Regions from separate parts of the Homo sapiens genome. Here all the other regions are linked to region 2. A link is an interaction called in ENCODE POLR2A ChIA-PET data of the cell type or tissue named here. Cell type or tissue: OCI-LY7. All regions are shown on one strand. Links, peaks and the distances in the headings refer to the core of each region. The heading gives the core; the rest is flanking DNA.

Region 1 (5,121 bases), core at 1-4,000, 1.1 Mb before region 2:
AGAAACTCAGCAAAATGAAGGCAGCTTAAAAGACAAGAGCAAATCATTGTCTTTTAGTCAAAAGACTTCCCATAAACCATCGAGACAGAGAAAGTGAAGGTGATAGACACTCTGAGAAGGCTGAGGGCAGATGTTTTTCCTCAGGAGGAGGGTTGAGGTTTTAGCTATTGAAAGGGAAAAAGACATGTAGCAGATTTAATTATTACAAGGTCAGGGCAGTGATGGGCACAGAGATTTATGGCAAATTGAAATGACTTCCTCATCCTGGAAAGAAATTGAAGCACCTTCTTAACACTGTAAATGGGAGACAGTAATGAGCTCGGAGCCTCTCTTTGAAGATCGTGGCAACCATTCAAGGAGAGCTACACCAATGGATAAGAGAAAGGGGAAATGGCCACTTTTTTCTTAAACTGGGGCTTTGAGATTCATTTTAAGTATTGTAGAAGACAGAGAAGGACTTTAGTAGGCAGAATAATAGGCCCCCAGAGATCAAAGATATCCACATCCTAATTCCCAGGACCTGTGACTTTGTTAGGTTACATGGCAGAGAGGATTTAAGGTTGCTAATCAGTCAACCGTAAAATAGGAAGACTATCCTAGATTATCTGAGTGAGGCCAGTGTAAGCACAACAGAATTTTTTTTTTTTTTTTTTGAGACAGAGTCTCACTCCTGTTGCCCAGGCTGGAGTACAATGGCACGGTCTCGGCTCACCGCAATCTCCACCTCCTGGGTTCAAGCGATTCTCCTGCCTCAGCCTCCCAAGTAGCTGGGATTACAGGCTTGCGCCACCACGCCTGGCTAATTTTGTATTTTTAGTAGAGACAGGGTTTCTCCATGTTGGTCAGGCTGGTCTTGAACTCCTGACCTCAGGTGATCCGCCCACCTCGGCCTCCCAAAGTGCCGGGATTACAAGTGTGAGCCATCGCTCCCGGCCGCACAACCACTCTTAAAAGTCAAAGAAGGAGGCAGAAGAGAGAATCAGAGGGAGCTAAGATGACAGAAGTGGGGCCAGAGTGATGCGGCATTGCTGGCTTTACAGACCGAGAAGAGGCTGAGAGCCCGGGGCTGTGGCAGCCTCTAGACACTGGAAAGGGTGAGGAAGCGGATTCTCCCCTAAGCCTTTCAGAAAGGGAGACACACAGACCTGCCGACACCTTGATCTTAGCAAAGAGGGATTCTCATTGGACTTCTACAGAATTCTAAGAAAACAAATTTGTGTGTTTTAAGCCACTAAATTTGAGATAATTTGCAGAGGCAAGAATAGGAAACTACTGAGAGATTAAAGGGTGATACATGTGTACTGCTGACTCCACTCTCCACCCTGGAAGAGGTTTGTCCCACAAGCTAACAGCTAAAATGTTTGCATTATAATTGTCATTGCCATCCATAAGAGTGAACATGGCTAGGTGCGGTGGCTCGTGCCTGTAATCCTAGCACTTTGAGAGGTCAAGGCAGGAGGATTTAAGTCTAGGAATTTGAGACCAGCCTGGGCAACATAGTGACACCCTGTCTCTAAAAAAAATTTTTTTAAATTAATTAGCTGGATATGATGGTGCGTGCCTGTAACTCCTGACCTCAGGTGATCCACCCGCCTCGGCCTCCCAAAGTGTTGGGATTACAGGCGTGAGCCACCGTGCCCGGCCTACTATTGCTGGATCCTAACAGATGTCAATGATTTTTCACATTTCGTACTACATCACGACTGCCACCTGGCGGACAGTTGTTGTACGACAGCATTGACTGCATCCTGCTTTCAGAGCGGTTAAAATGAGGGGGAAAAAATTACCATAAATTTACCATAGTACACCTTTAAATAATGATCCTGATCCTAAACTATAATTTGACTTCCTGAGTCCTAGTTGGCACACAGCATTGATGGCATATCACTGTTGTGCAAAGCAAGTGACAAGTGCGCAGCTTACAGCGTAGGAGCAGCACATGTGGCGGCCTCCAAGCTGCTTATAGAGAAGGCTCTTACGTCAGAACTTACATTTAGCCCTGTTATTCTTTCCTTCTTTCTTTTGCAAAATGTAGACAATAGGAAATTATTTACAGTTGGCATCTTCTCTCTCAAATAAAAAATTTAATAGCAGGTCTCAGAAGATAGCCTTCCTGTTTTTTGTTTTTTGCTTTTTGCCTCAGTATTTCAGCTTAGAAAATGCCAAGATAGAGTCCTCCATTTCTATTTTGAGCATGAACTTTGAAAACGCTTGGGAGGCCCGAGTGCTTTACTGTTATTTACTAGCTGTGCAAGTCTTTATAACCCCTTGGGTCTTAGTTTCCTTGCTTGTCAAATCAATGCTTCCAAGTCCTACCAACTCTGAGGGTCTCCTGGGGGAATCCAATGAGGCCATGTGTGGAAGCATTTTGGTAACTTTTTTTTTTTTTTGAAACGGAGTTTCACTCTTGTTGCCCAGGCTGGAGTGCAATGGCATTAACTCGGTTCACTGCAATCTCTGACTCCCGGGTTCAAGCGATTCTCCTACCTCAGCCTCTCAAGTAGCTGGGATTAAGGCATGTGTCGCCATGCCCAGCTGATTTTGTATTTTTAGTAGAGACAGGATTTTGCCATGTTGACCAGGCTGGTCTCAAATTCCTGACCTCAGGTGATCTGCCCACCTCGGCCTCCCAAAATGCTGGGATTACAGGCGTGAACCACTGCACCCAGCCTTTTTTTTTTTTTTTTTTTTTTTTTTGAGACAAGTTTCGCTCTGTTGCCCAGGCTGGAGTGCAGTGGCTTAATCTCTGCTCACTGCAACCTCTGCCTCCCAGGTTCAAGTGATTCTCCTGCCTCAGCCTCCCCAAGTAGCTGGGACTACAGGCATGTGGCAACACACCCAGCTAATTTTTGTATTTTTTGTGGAGATGGGGTTTTGCTGTGTTGGCCAAGCTGGTCTCGAACTCCTGACCTCAAGTGATCCACCGGCCTCAGCCTCCCAAAGTGCTGGGATTACAGGTGTGAGCTACTGCACCTGGCCATTGGTAACTATTTAAAGCTCTATACAAACGTATGACGAGAATCACTGAAATAATATTTGGAGAGTGTTTTGCCAAGTGCCTGGTAGTTGAAACAAATTTTTTCAGGTAAAATTTTTTTTGGCTTAAAATATCTGAGGTCAGGTGCAGTGGCTCACACCTGTAATCCCAGCACTTTGGGAGGCCAAGGTAGGTGGACCCCTTCAGTCCCGGAGTTCAGGACCAGCCTGGGCAACATGATGAAACCCTATTTCTACAAAAAATATAATAAAATTAACCTGGCATGGTGGCATGTGCCTGTAGGCCAAACTACTCCAGAGGCTGAGGTGGGAGGATCACCTGAGTCCAGGGAAGTTGAGACTGCCATGACCCATGACCATGCCACTGCACTCCAGTCTGGGCGACAGAGTAAGACCCTGTCTCAGAAATAAAATAAATAAAATAAAATATTTGGAAAAAAATCAAAAAGGTTGGTTGTAAGTCTATGTAGTGTAAGGAATGTAGTCTATTTTTAGGGTTTAAATTGATGACAAATTATTTTCCTAAGGGACTGCCATTAGAGCATTGCCAAGGACTTCAAGTCCTGCTCAGCGAGTGGGCTGAGGAACACAGTTTTCTGTGTAAGCTGCTGAGACTTTAAGCCCTAGGACTCAAGAGCAGGCTTGACTCTCTCCCAGGTAAACTTGCATTTACCTGGCAGGTACGTAGGGACCTCCTGAGCTGGAGCAGATACCTCTCTCAGAACTTCAAAAAGCCAAACCTCAGAGCCCCCTGTAGTTTCCAAAATGGACCCTTCTAGAAGCTGTGGGGAAGCTTGTGACTAGGAGACAATGAACCCAGATCTGCACAAAACAGGTGAAGACAGAGGCATCCTCAAACTGTCGTGGGGCGGGAGGGGTGGTGTCACTTGGGAATTCCTTCCCCCTTTTCCTCTTGATGGACCTAATTTGAAATAATCCTTCCCAGGTCCTGACTAAATTTCTGCCAGAAGCCTTTTTTTTTTTTTTTCGACAGAGTCTCATTCCGTTGCCCAGGCTGCAGCGCAGTGTCACAAATTGGCTCACTGTAACCTCCGCCTCCCAGGTTCAAGAGATTCTTCTGCCCCAGCATCCCAGTAGCTGGGATTGCAGGTGTGCACCATCATGCCCAGCTAATTTCTGCATTTTTAGTAGAGGTGGGGTTTCACCATGTTGGCCAGGCTGGTCTCAAACTCCTGGCCTAAAGTGATCCACCTGCTTTGGCCTCCCAAGGTGCCAGGATTACAGGCATGCACCACTGTGCCCAGCTGCCAGAAGGATTATAAACCAGCATGACCCAGGCACCTGGAGATGCAGAAAATCTGACCCCCCAGTCCTGTGGCCTTGAAAAATGTGCTCAGGTAAGGATCACAGAAAATGGTCTTCGGCAGACAGAAAGATTAGTGCTGGATTTTATTATTTTGTAAATGGTTTAGCCTATTTATAACTTATGAAGCAGAAACTAAAAACAGCTTAAGTATATGTTTATTTTAATTGGAGATGGGCATATGTTTATGTATGCCAATAACTTTTTGAAAGTATGTCATTATAATGAAACTATTATAAAGATGTGCATATGGGTGCATGTTGTATATATGTCAGCAGACACATATTGACATTTATGCAAAGTTGGTTATTGGAAGTGACTGGTAGTAGATATGACTGGGCTGTTCTTGTGCATAATCTTTGGTCCCTGGAAACCCTGAAGGACTGAGCGTGACCCAGGCAGTGGGTTTCTTCCCCATCAGCTTGGTTGCTTGGCGTTTATCTGCAACTGTCTTCCAAGTAAAGCTTCCCAGGAACTAGAGTCTGGGAAAACCTTACTGGGACTTTGGGTGCCTTTAAGCCATTGGCTATGACAGAGAGAAGTTGTTACTGGAAGGCTCTTGTGACATAACTGAGGGGTTCCTGCTTAGGAGGGCTCTTTTATTTATTTTTGAAAAAAGTAGAAATGTCACCTTTTTTATGATTCAGATGATCTGAAGGCACATCCTTTGCAGTGGAAAGAGAAGAGACTCCTGTTACCTACAATAGAAGGAATAGCCTAGACTGCACTGAATGCAGTGACTCATTGTGGGTTACAGGACATACTGGAGTAAATGCGCCTTACTGGAGTGAGACTTCAGT
Region 2 (6,474 bases), core at 1,027-5,026:
ATGTGTTACTTGTGCACCAAAGAGTTTTTTAAAAAGAGATTTGCCTACGGGTGAGCACTGAAGTATACATTGTGCCAATGTAATTATTGTCTTGGAGACCTTCTAGAACTTGCTAAATCATATAGCAAGAAGAGAATGAGTTCAGGCCCAGTAAATCTGGTGAGTTAATTTACATCTGTGATACTGCCGTTTTTCCCATTAAATGTGGTTATGGCAAAGCATTCTTAGGGTAATAAATAAATAAATAAACTTTGGACAATGCCTTTACTTGTGCCCTATATACAGAACTATTCCATAGAATTTTCCAGGATTTCAAGATACTACACAAAGAAAAAAACTGTAAAGCAATTTGGTCCTTTCCAAATTTCAGCAGCTGAGACTGAATTAAGTAAATCAGATGGGAGTGGGGAGAAGGGCAGAAAGCAGCCTCCCCTTACCCTATCAGCACAACCAAACCCCATGAAATCCCATTAAAAGTTGGTGAGTCTGAGAAAAGCGATCTCCACGGTTTCTCTACCTCTAGGATGTCATTTAAATTTCCATTTTGTCATCCTTCCCTGTCTTGACATTTTAAAAATCCACCCCTCCCCAACCCACCCTCCAGTTATGCTCCAAATTGTAACTCAAAAATTTTCATGTTTGTGCAGCAAAGCACATCTCAACAGCCACAAAATGTGCAAAACGTACAACCATTCACACACGTCCATACATGTGAAGACAGCTGTAGGCATTGTTTCAGCATGCAGGCATCGAACAATAAATAGCTAAATCTATAACAAACTTCTTAACAGCCAAGGGAAAGTTTAAAGTCACTTATAAATAGAAAAGAACATCTACCAAATGGCTACCAACAAAGTCCCCATTGTTCAGAAACGTTCCTGGGGAGCAGACCCCTTAGAGATTAACGGAGAGTCCAGTGGTCTTCATTCTTCAGCCAGCCCAGCCAGCTTCCCTCTCGGACCCACAGTTGGGCTTTGAATCTCCAGCAGCAGCTGGTGTGGAGGCTTCAAGCTCTGTCCTCAGAGAGAGGTGACAACCATTTCAAATTCTACACATAAATGGTGGGGCCCATGGAAATCAAATGCTGAATATGGTACAGCAAGGGAAAAGGTCCAGCTTTTCTCTCCCTTTGAGGGGCTGATTAACATTGACATTAATCCACAATTACAAGACAAGGACTAGATCACAGGTTTGTTCATTCATATTTAAACCATGTGCTACTTGCACCAAAAATCCCACCCCCCTCCCTCGCCCCTTTCCTTCATGTCCAGTTAGAGCATTTACAAGGTGCAGCAGATTTTATTCGAGTCTTGCAACTTCTTTTCCTTTTTTTCTCTTCATTAGACTTGGCCTCTCCGAAGTAGAAATCTCATATTATCTCATCGAGTGATGGAGTGAGCTGAAATAGAAGGAAAAGGAAAAAAAACAAAACAAAAAAGCATGAAGGATTTGTGTGATGCCATAGTTTTTAAATTTTTCTTATTAGCCACAAAATTTTTTTTTAAATTAAACTTGGTATGGAGCTGGACAATATTGCTTCCAAAGGTCTTACATGTTCAGTAGGAACTGTGCAAAGATATTTAAAGTACTTGCCTTAAATGCACACACGTGTGCACGTACACATCCATGCAGATGGCTGGCCTGACAAAAACAGTGGTGTCTAAAGAAGGACCTTCACTTCTTTCCTAAGCATACACACTTTCAAATCCAAACCTATATGTCTAGATGCTATTAGGAGTTGCCATCTTCTGCTTCCAACATTCATAAAATTTCTTTCTGTGGTTAAACAGAGCGACTGTAAAGTGATCACTAAGGGGTGAAAAGAAGGGAGATTCCTGTGCAAACCCTCCTTGGCCCATGTACCATGAAAGATTCCAAATTAACTTTACCATCTAGGAGGCAGACATACTAATCCTCTTATTTAAATGCATCTCTGTTATCCATTATGGCAGAAATCAGTCTCGCTTCCTTTCACATGACAATGTATCAGGCCTCAACAGCCCAAGTTTGGAGTTTATTCTCAAAGTTCGTCAGTCCACACGTAGGTGCCAGCAGCTACGGCATGCCAGTGCTACAGAATCTACGTACATCAAGTGTGAATATCAATTCAAAGTGCCGTAACCACAAAGCCTGCACATTTCATAGAGCTTGCATTTCCTCACACTGCTTACTCTTCCCATTTATTTATTTCTCATTTCATCTGGGGAAATTGTGCAGAGGGCTTTTGTATCCCTATTGCTGTAAGTCTAAGTACAGACAAAGGGAATTCTGGAGGAGCCACTCATGACCTTGCACTGAATTCTTTGCTTTTGTGTGTTCAGAAGCCTGATTCATTTCATGAGTTGTTTCTTTTGGCTGTTTCCTAACAGTGATTCAAGCTTTCAAGGCATGCCTTAGACTACGGTGTCATTGCCCCACCTCCACCTCCTTGTAACCTATATGTCAACATTAGGCCAAAAGAATGTATCTTATAATAATATAAAATTTCAAGACAATGCATATTCAAACAGGAAAAAAGGAATACACACACCCTCCCCCCAAAAAATTGCATATTCAAACAGGAACGATAATAAAAAAAAAAAGGACACACAACAACAACAACAACAACAAAATCTAGAGAAGAAACAAAGCAAATCAAAGCCTAAGTTAGGTTGAGGCCACACGGCACCATGAAAACAGAGGATAATCAAAGTAATTTCCTTTCTGCCCTTCCCACCCACTGGCAGAGCAGCAGGAGGCAGATAAAACCTCCTAGGTGGATGAGCTTTAAGACCTAGGGAAACTTTCTGTTAAACACTCTATTAATTCCGTTAGCACCTACATTTGGAGGGCAGAGGAATTTGCAGTTTGGGACTGAGACCCACCTACCCAGCACTTTAAGGCACTCCAACCCCCTCTTAAATGTTTTAGCACTATCTTGTGTAGTAAACTTTAGAAATTTTAACCAACATTCTCCCTGTCGGAAATTCAAAGAGTGGCTTTGATCAGGCGCTTACGCTGCCCTTTAAAAGCAGCAAACTTGGCCCTGTCAAATTTAGTTTTCATGTGCTTGACTCTCTCACTGGTAGCGCCAAGGGTGAAGAGGATGTTATTTCACATATAACTTAACACTTTACTTGCTCTGTTTCCCAGCGACCGGAAGGGTATGATTCAGTTCAAACACCCAGGGTAGGGTGAAGTCAAGTGTTTGCCAACATGTTCACTCTGGGCTGAAAAAGGAGGAACCAAAAGTGAAGTCTAAAGATAACAAGCAGATAATAGTCAAAGAAACCTCATTTTCCTACCACACAGAAAGCTAATTCCACTGCCATTATCTCACAGTAAGTTACTACACGTCAAGCACTGGGCTAGGTATTTTCGCCTCTTTTAACTCCCCTATCAATTGACCCAAGTCTGAGTTGGGACAGATCACAGGAGATTAAAGATCAAACCACTCATTTGACAGAGAAGCAACCTAAAACTCAGGAAGGTCTAGAACTTAAAACTAGGGCCAGAATACACATGTGGCTTCTCTCCTCTTTCTGCCTCAATTTCCTTACCTTGTTCCAAGGATTCCAGCCAGCCTGCCCATTGTCATTTTTTATGTACCACCACCCTGGTAGCAATTTTTATGGCTCTTCTGTGCAAATATAGTCAGTTCTGGACTAACACCCAACTAAGTGTGCTGTTAATTGATGCTTTCGCCTAGGAGGTTCTTTAAACCTGCTTTAGAGGTGAGTCATGCATTCATATCTCAAATGAAATAACCACTTTCAGAGCATTTGTTTATTCAAGATTACTGAGATGCCAGCAAGGCTACAAAAAACCAGTTTGGTGTGAGACACTATTAGCCCAGTTGCTCCCCAGAGGAGGTGTCTGATTGTTCCTGCTGCTTTGAAGGAGTTTCATTCCAGGAAAGCATGACATAACTCAGAACTCTGATAACTGTACGAAGGCTGGAAGAGATAACTGAAGAAGTAAAAAAAATAGCAAGCTGGAGGCCAAGTGCGGTGGCTCACGCCTGTAATCCCAGCACTTTGGGAGGCTGAGATGGGTGGATCACTTGAGGTCAGGAGTTCAAGACCAGCTTTACCAACATGGTGAAACCCCATCTCTACTAAAAATACAAAAAAGCCCGACGTGGTGGCGGGCACTGTAATCCCAGCTACTTGGAAGGCTGAGGCAGGAGAATCCCTTGAACCCAGGAGGCGGAGGTTGCAGCGAGCTGAGATAGCACCATTGCACCCCAGCCTGGGAAATAGAATAAGACTCTGTCTCAAAAAGAAAATAAAATGGCAAGCTGAAATGTGAGAGTGAGGCCAAGTTTAATGATGTTTCTAAATGAGCTGTAAGGGACAGGGAAAGAAAAGACCAATGAGATGAAACCCCTCTGTGCTTAGCTTGCCACTAGGCCTAGATCTCCTTTTCTCCCTTTGAAGTCCCCTTCAAAGGTGTGAAACATACTAGGGAAAACAGAGCCAAAAGTTCCCAAGTAAATGAGTTTGTTTTCATTGTAGTTCCTCCAAAGCAGTTACTTTCTTCTCTTATTATTAGTAATAAGCCCATGAATCACCAAAACAAGTCAACACATCCTGTGTGCGCTGGGCTATACTTACACATGCCTAAGCGATTCCTGGGGCCAATCCTAAGAATGCTTAGCAGCAAAGCAGCCGTGAGCTTTGCGAACTCTGAACTGTGTAGGCCTATTAATTATTTGAGCCAAGAGTATTCTATACTCTTAAATACACAGACAACTATTATGTACTCAGATATATGACTCAGAAACACAACTTTTGTTAGCCTTGACAATAGGGTCGGCCTGACTGATTAACTCTGAAAGGCCATAGTTTGGGAAGTTTAGGTGGCTCTGTGTTATCTGCACAAATTTCTGCTATGTACATGCAACCTTTTACAAAGACAGATATAGATTTATCTTTAAAGGTAATAAACGCCTTAAAGGGGGCTACTTTTTAAGTAAAACATTTAAAATAAGCTAATAATTTTGGAGAGAATAAACTAGGAATGAATTTGAGCAATACATTTTTAAACCCTAATCATTCTACAAAGGGTTTGAGGAAGCAAAATTTGAATATAAATGAAGTATCACCTGGGATGACATTGGTGTCATGGATGTGAAGCTCAAGTTTATTCGGTGGCAGTGCAACACGATGCTCCAGTGCTGATGCCCTAGAGCCAGACCCCCTGCATTGACTTCCTAACCAGCTCCACCTCTTACTAAGCTCTGCTAACTCGGGCAGCTTAGCCTCCGTAATGCATGAAGGTTTTTTCATCTATAAAATGAAGCTAGTAATAATTCCCCACGGGGTTGTTGTGAGGATAGAATGAGATGATCCGTGGGAAACACGTGGCACCGCTGCAAGCACACAGTGAGGGCTCAATAAACATTAGCTGGCATACTTAACAGAGGTCAGGGGTTCTCAACTTGGTTGTTCATTGGAATCATCCGGAAACTTTTTAAAAATACTGATGCTTGGACCCCACCCCAGACCAAATGAAACTAAGTCTCTGGGATGGGCAGTTTTTAAAAAAGCTCTTCAGGGCCGGGTGCGGTGGCTTATGCCTGTAATCCCAGCACTTTGTGAGGCCGAGGCGGGCGGATCATGAGGTCAGGAGATCAAGACCATCCTGGCCAACATGGTGAAACCCCGTCTCTACTAAAAATACAAAAAATTAGCTAGGCCTGGTGGTGGGCGCCTGTATCCCAGCTATTCGGGAGGCTGAGGCAGGAGAATGGTGTGAACCCAGGAGGCGGAGCTTGCAGTGAGCCAAGATCATGCCACTGCACTCTAGCCTGGGTGACAGAGCGAGACTCTGTCTCAAATAATAATAATAATAATAAAATAAATAAAAAGCTCTTCAGGAGATTCTGAGGCTCAGTAAAAGCTGAGAACCACTGGCTAATGCCATGGTGGGGGCTGAGGCTGTGGTCAACACAAGTGGATAAGTTCTAGGGGCACCAGCTCTCTTATTTTTACAGCTTTGGTAGTACTTCTGCAGTACAGTCTCTGTGGATCAGATCTCACCCCATGTACTGAACTTACACAATAGCCTAATTATATGCATACTTACATCTATAGCTAAACTTCTTACCTCATGCTCACTCTCTTTAGAATGTACTGCATTTAAGAAGGCAGATGTTTCCAGGTGCTGACAAATGCAGTAGGAATCAGCGAGTACGGGACAGTGGTGATGCTGTTCCACACGTCTAATGTTGGATCGTAGCAGTCCAAAGTCTTGCATCGCTGAATGCCAAAGTATCCTCCAACCACGTAGAGTTTGTTTCCAGAGGCCACAGCATGGCAGCTCATGCGCTTTGCTGTCACATCTCCCACCTTGGTCCACTGGTAAGTCTCACTGTTGAATTTATAAGCAGAGCAGGCAGAGAATTCTGTATCACCCCCCATAATAAAAATCTGGTTCCCCAGCACAGCTGCTGCTGTGTAACGCCAGGGCTGGGGACAGGTGGCCGGTACA
Region 3 (5,121 bases), core at 1-4,000, 59 kb after region 2:
TTAGTTTCACTATGTGGGCCGGGCTGGTCTTGAACTCCTGACCTCGTGATCCTCCCGCCTTGGCCTCCCAAAGTGCTGGGATTACAGGCATGAGCCACTGCAGCTGGCCAACAAAAAGTAAATTTTAAAGGCTCTGGTGAGAATTCTGGACCTTCTTTTGGGGCTTTATATGTAAGCTAGGATACTTTTGCAGGAAGGTAACAGGAACTCTGACTCAATCTGGCTCAAACAATAGGAAAACTTATTTCACACATTAGGATGTCCAAAAGTAGGGATGAATTTAGGGCAAGTTGACCAAGTGGCTCAACAGTGTTACCAGGGATCCATATTCTTTCCATCTCTGCTCTGTCCACTTTAGTGTAGTGGCAACTAGTCCAGCTCTCACATACAGAGAAACGAAGTTTTCTTGTGATTTGCTCAGAACTCCCCCTAACCCCCACATCCTATCACTGGTCAGAATTGGTTTTTCATTCCCAAGAGTGATGGATTACCATGATGGTTTCATTATTGGTTCTTAACGGGGCTTCATATGTCACTTCAGAGTGTGGGGAAGCATTTAAAATTCCCATGCCTGAATCCCATTCTAATAGATTCTGATTCTGAAGGCATGGACGTTGGGATTTTCAAAAAACTTCCCAAGTGATTCTAATGTACAGCTTGGGGTGAGAATCTCTAGTTGGACTTACAATGGGCAGCATGGATTTGAGGAGTTAACTACAATGTTACTAGCACATCTGTTTTAAAAATTTGGCTAAAATCCTTCTAAAATGTGTTTACATTTATTTCTCAAACAGATATCATGGCTATATTTTTGGTTTCTACAAGTGGCATCATGAACCTGCTGAATTCCAGGCTAAAACCCAGGTTCAGCAACTTCTTGTCTCAATCACCCTTCAGTCAGAGTGTGATGCTTTCCCCAACATATCTTCAGATGAGTCTTGTAAGTACCTATGCAATGTGAGTGTATTATATCCCAGGTGCTCGCTGACGGACTTAAGTGCCAAAAACTGACTCCATGCTAGGAACCACTGAGTTCTCAACCAGTGAGTTTATGATTCCTATTTTAAAAATAACCTTTAAAGTCTGATTATAAAAGTAGTACATAGTCTTTGTGGAAAATTTATTAAGTACAGTAAGTGCAGAAGAAGAAATAAATCACTCATAATCCCAGCAGATAGAATTAATCACTGTCATTTTAGGTGTATTTTTTTGCAGAGTAAAACATGTAAACATTTTACATAGACATAAATACAAACATGATAAGCATTGACATGAAAATGGCAGTAATTCTGTACATGTGCTTCTTGTATTTTTGTTGTATTTTTATATCATGCTTTTTTGCAAAATACATTATAAATTAAACATGAATTTCACTAGTTTTCTGTGATATCATTTTCAATGGCTGAATAATGTTCTGTCACTATATGGATGAGCTGACTTGGGTAATCTCTTTTGGACATCTAGGTAATTTCTTAACTTTTTGTCTTTGAAAACATCTGTATCCATGATCTCTATTTATAATCTAATTTTACAGAAAGATAATGCAGAGCTAGGGGAGAGGGTGGGTACAGCAGTTTCATTTGTAATCTGCTGTACAATATAATCAACATTTAGCTGTATGATTTTGTCCTCGTTGTTGCCTAAAACGTTATTCTCTAGGGCTTTTCCCAAATTGTTTTAGAACAAATAAGTGGGCGTGCCATTTCTATAGGGTATACTGCCTGAGAATAATGTGGAATTGCACCAAGGAATCAAAGAAGGGCAGTATAAGGACATGTGTAATATAAGATTCGTGCAAGAAAGAGCAGACAGGGGAACTAAGTGTAAAGATAGAGGCTGGACGCTGTGGCTCATACCTGTAATCCCAGCACTTTGGGAGGCTGAGGTGGGTGGATCACTTAAGGCCAGGAGTTCAAGACCAGCCTGGCCAATATGCTGAAACTGCATCCCTACTAAAAAATACAAAAAGTTAGCCAAGCGTGTTGGTGCGTACCTGTAATCCCAGCTACTCGGGAGGCTGAGGCAGGAGAATCACTTGAACCCAGGAGGCAGAGGTTGCAGTGAGCTGCAATCATGCCGCTGCACTCCAGCCTGGGGGACAGAGTGAGACAGTCTCAAAAAAAAAAAAAAAAAAAAAAAAAAAAAAAAAAAAAAAAAAAAAAAAAAGATAGGATGCCACAAATTTAGAGAAAAGAGCAACTCCATTACCCCCAGACTGCCTCACAGTTAAGTACATGTCTTCATCCTGCTGGTTTAGATGAGATTTCTCAATAATACATCTCTTTGAAAAAAAGCTTTCTTTCTCTTCAATTCCATAGCTGTTCTTAGAAGAGAAATAGGAAAATTCACCAACATCAGGTATCATTTCAATTGATACTCAGCACTCAGACACCATGTGAAGTAGGTTTTGCAACCTGAATTGAGATGGAAATGGTCATTACGTTGCCAAGGAATCTTTGCTGTCCATTGGCAATACAGATAACAGATTGTAAATTCCACAAAATGAAATGTATCGAGACTAGAGAGTCATAGCTTATCTTTCAGTCAGTTCTACAAACCCTCTTTATTCTGAAAGGGAAGTTTCTTGAGACAAGGTTATTGTGAAATTTTCAGCTGAAGAATAAACTAGTTTTTAGTCTTTAAACTAGTTGATGATGATGATAAAAGTAACACATATGAATGGAAATAACAAGATATCAAATGTCCAGAGTGGGAGGACATGTTGGAGGAGGTGACACATGTTAAAGCACCACTATTTATTAAAAATAAAAATATGCATGCCCTGAGAAGTGGACTAGTTTTTACTGCAGATAAATGGACACATAAATCAAGGATGTTTGATGCAGTTTGCCTGTAATGTGAAGAACTGTCAATAAAACTCAATGTCCATCAATAGAGGAATGGCTAAATACATCTTGTCAATCTATACTAAACAGTATAATCACAACAGTTAAGAATAAAGAAGCAGTATTACTGAGAACACACATGGAGAACTGACAAGATAAACTGCTGAGTTGAACAAAGGAAGCTGTATAATTATGTGTAGAGGTGGACCCTGTTTATATATCAACACACGTGCAGGAACACACGCATAAAGCAATACTATATTTTCTCCTTCCGTGTACATCTATGTCAAGCCTAAGAAAATGCCCGATAAGTATTTCCTCTGAGGAAGGTAGAGGGAGTTAGGTGAGTATCTCAAAGGAGATTTTAGCCTTATCTATATTATATTGCTTTTAAACAGAATATATAGATATGTCATTTGTATATTCACCCTCCAAAACAAATGTATTTATGGTGCAAAAAGATACAGAATGGGCTAACTGAAAAGTCAATGATATAATTCCTTTCACACTTCAGGGAAGTGATCATTGTTAACACTAATAACTTGGTTGTGAAGTAAAAATGGAAATTCTATAGCTATGTGTCCATATATTTAGAAAACCAAATTTCTAATTGTTATATGTATTTTCCACTGAGTTGAATTACAGTCCTGTTTAATATCAGCCAGTTGTCAACTATTAGAAAATAATTGGTATCAAATATATGCAATATATTAATGTTTTTTAGGTGACTGTGCTATTTCTGGAAGATCTCAAAACTAGAATGTGGCAAAAAAATGTTTTTAAACAGTGACCAATGGAGCAGTGAGCTCTAGGTAGCTGATTAAGAATTTGATACAGGCTGGGTACAGTAGCTGACACCTGTAATCCCAACACTTTGGGAGGCTGAGGCCGGTAGATGGCTTGAGCCCAGGAGTTCAAGACCAGCCTGGGCAACATGGCAAAACCCTGTCTCTACAAAAAAAAAAAAAAAAAAGAAAGAGAAAAATTAGCCAGGCGTGGTGGCACATGCCTACAGTCCCAGCTACTTGGGAGGTCGAGGCTGCAATGAACCGTGATTGTGCCACTCCACTCCAGCCTGGGCAGCACAGTGAGACTCTGTCTCAACAACAACACAAGAATTTGCTATAGATGTAGAGGAAACATAATTAGACTATGCTCATAAATAGCAATATAGTTCTTAGCCTGGCATTGGCTAACTCATCTAATGGAGTGTGGTTATCTAATGGAAAAGGCTATCTTGTCAGAAGACTATCACCTGAGATGCTCACACTACTGATAGAGCACTTTTGCCTACCTGCAGCTAACTATTCTGTGAGCATCTGAATGGTGGTGGTGGTAGAAGGTGATAAACCACCCCAGAGGACACAGTATTAAATCATTAATCTCCAGCCCATCAGTGTCTTTGCCGTGGCAAAGTCCAAAGCTGTTACACCCTTTAGCTTTCAATCTCTTTACCATCTGTGGGTTTACTATGTGGTTGATTCCACTCCAGACCTCTCTAAAAGACTAAATGACTATTGGGCCAACCTTAGAGTGTGCTTCAAAGATTGAAAGATTAGCCTCTCACCAGAAGCAGCTAACTGGAGTCCCATTCTGGATGATGTGAACTTTTAATTGAGTGGGACAAAGCTGAATTATTTTTATTGAGTGAGACAAAGCTGAACTAAGCTAAAGGGATTTGGAGAGTAAGTCTTAAGGCAGATTTGGATGATACTGAGGGAAGGTGGGTACAGGGCAAGTAGAAAATTCTGAATGCAAAAGAGTGGAGATACTCTCTGGCCTTAAAGGGAGTAGATTTGAGCGACACCTAGGGCGTTACCAAGGATTAGTAGGAACTGAGGAATGTTTGCACTTTCAACTAAACTCTTAGCTTAACTAGGACCCTACTCTGTTGAGGAGAAGTTGGAGAGACTAACTCTTTTAGGAAAATGAGGAAACATGGAGTTGACACCCAAATTCCCGTTCTGAGTGACTCAAGTGACTGGATGGTGGTGCTGTGACTCACTGAAATGAGGAACACAGAAGACCAGCAGGTTGAAGTGTGCGGAGGAGGGAGGGAAGAGTTCTGTTGGGGCATGTGGAGTCGAAGGAACCTGCAGGACATCCAAATGGAGATGTACAGGAGGCAGTTAGAGAAATAGGTCATGTGCTTGGGAGAAAATAATAGTCCAGAAATATCAATGACATGTTTAGGAAACTTATTGTGTGTCATTGAGGGATTAACAAAAGTGTGTGTGTGATTTTAAATCCTCAATACAGATACTTTACTTGTGAA

Evidence for each region. Peaks named below come from ENCODE experiments on the same cell type or tissue, not always from the same donor. Only the 100,000 strongest peaks of a DNase experiment are listed, where the experiment ranks them.
Region 1: POLR2A ChIA-PET joins it to region 2 with 7 read pairs; 1 of 35 experiments calls an interaction of 5 or more read pairs at or near these places.
Region 3: POLR2A ChIA-PET joins it to region 2 with 7 read pairs; 4 of 35 experiments call an interaction of 5 or more read pairs at or near these places.

Annotation. Positions count from the first base shown.
Region 1 is chr5:73,535,284-73,540,404 of GRCh38, forward strand. No RefSeq gene overlaps it. Among named protein-coding and RNA genes, the nearest start is that of ANKRA2, 28 kb to the right of the region's middle. In OCI-LY7, for the core only: CTCF peaks have their summits at 1,753 (motif pointing left) and 1,958; a DNase peak (open chromatin) is centred at 1,698.
Region 2 is chr5:74,628,594-74,635,067 of GRCh38, forward strand. It overlaps ENC1 (ectodermal-neural cortex 1), which reads right to left. Exons shown (of 3, transcript NM_003633.4): 2 at 6,091-6,474; 3 at 1-1,399. The coding sequence ends at 6,123. Among named protein-coding and RNA genes, the nearest start is that of ENC1, 8.9 kb to the right of the region's middle. RefSeq lists an enhancer at 2,316-3,129. In OCI-LY7, for the core only: no CTCF peak of the experiment used is centred there; a DNase peak (open chromatin) is centred at 3,168; H3K4me3 peaks cover 1,211 bases; H3K27ac peaks cover 2,025 bases.
Region 3 is chr5:74,688,534-74,693,654 of GRCh38, forward strand. HEXB (hexosaminidase subunit beta) reads left to right here. Exons shown (of 14, transcript NM_000521.4): 2 at 795-940; 3 at 5,106-5,121. Among named protein-coding and RNA genes, the nearest start is that of HEXB, 5.9 kb to the left of the region's middle. In OCI-LY7, for the core only: no CTCF peak of the experiment used is centred there; no DNase peak of the experiment used is centred there.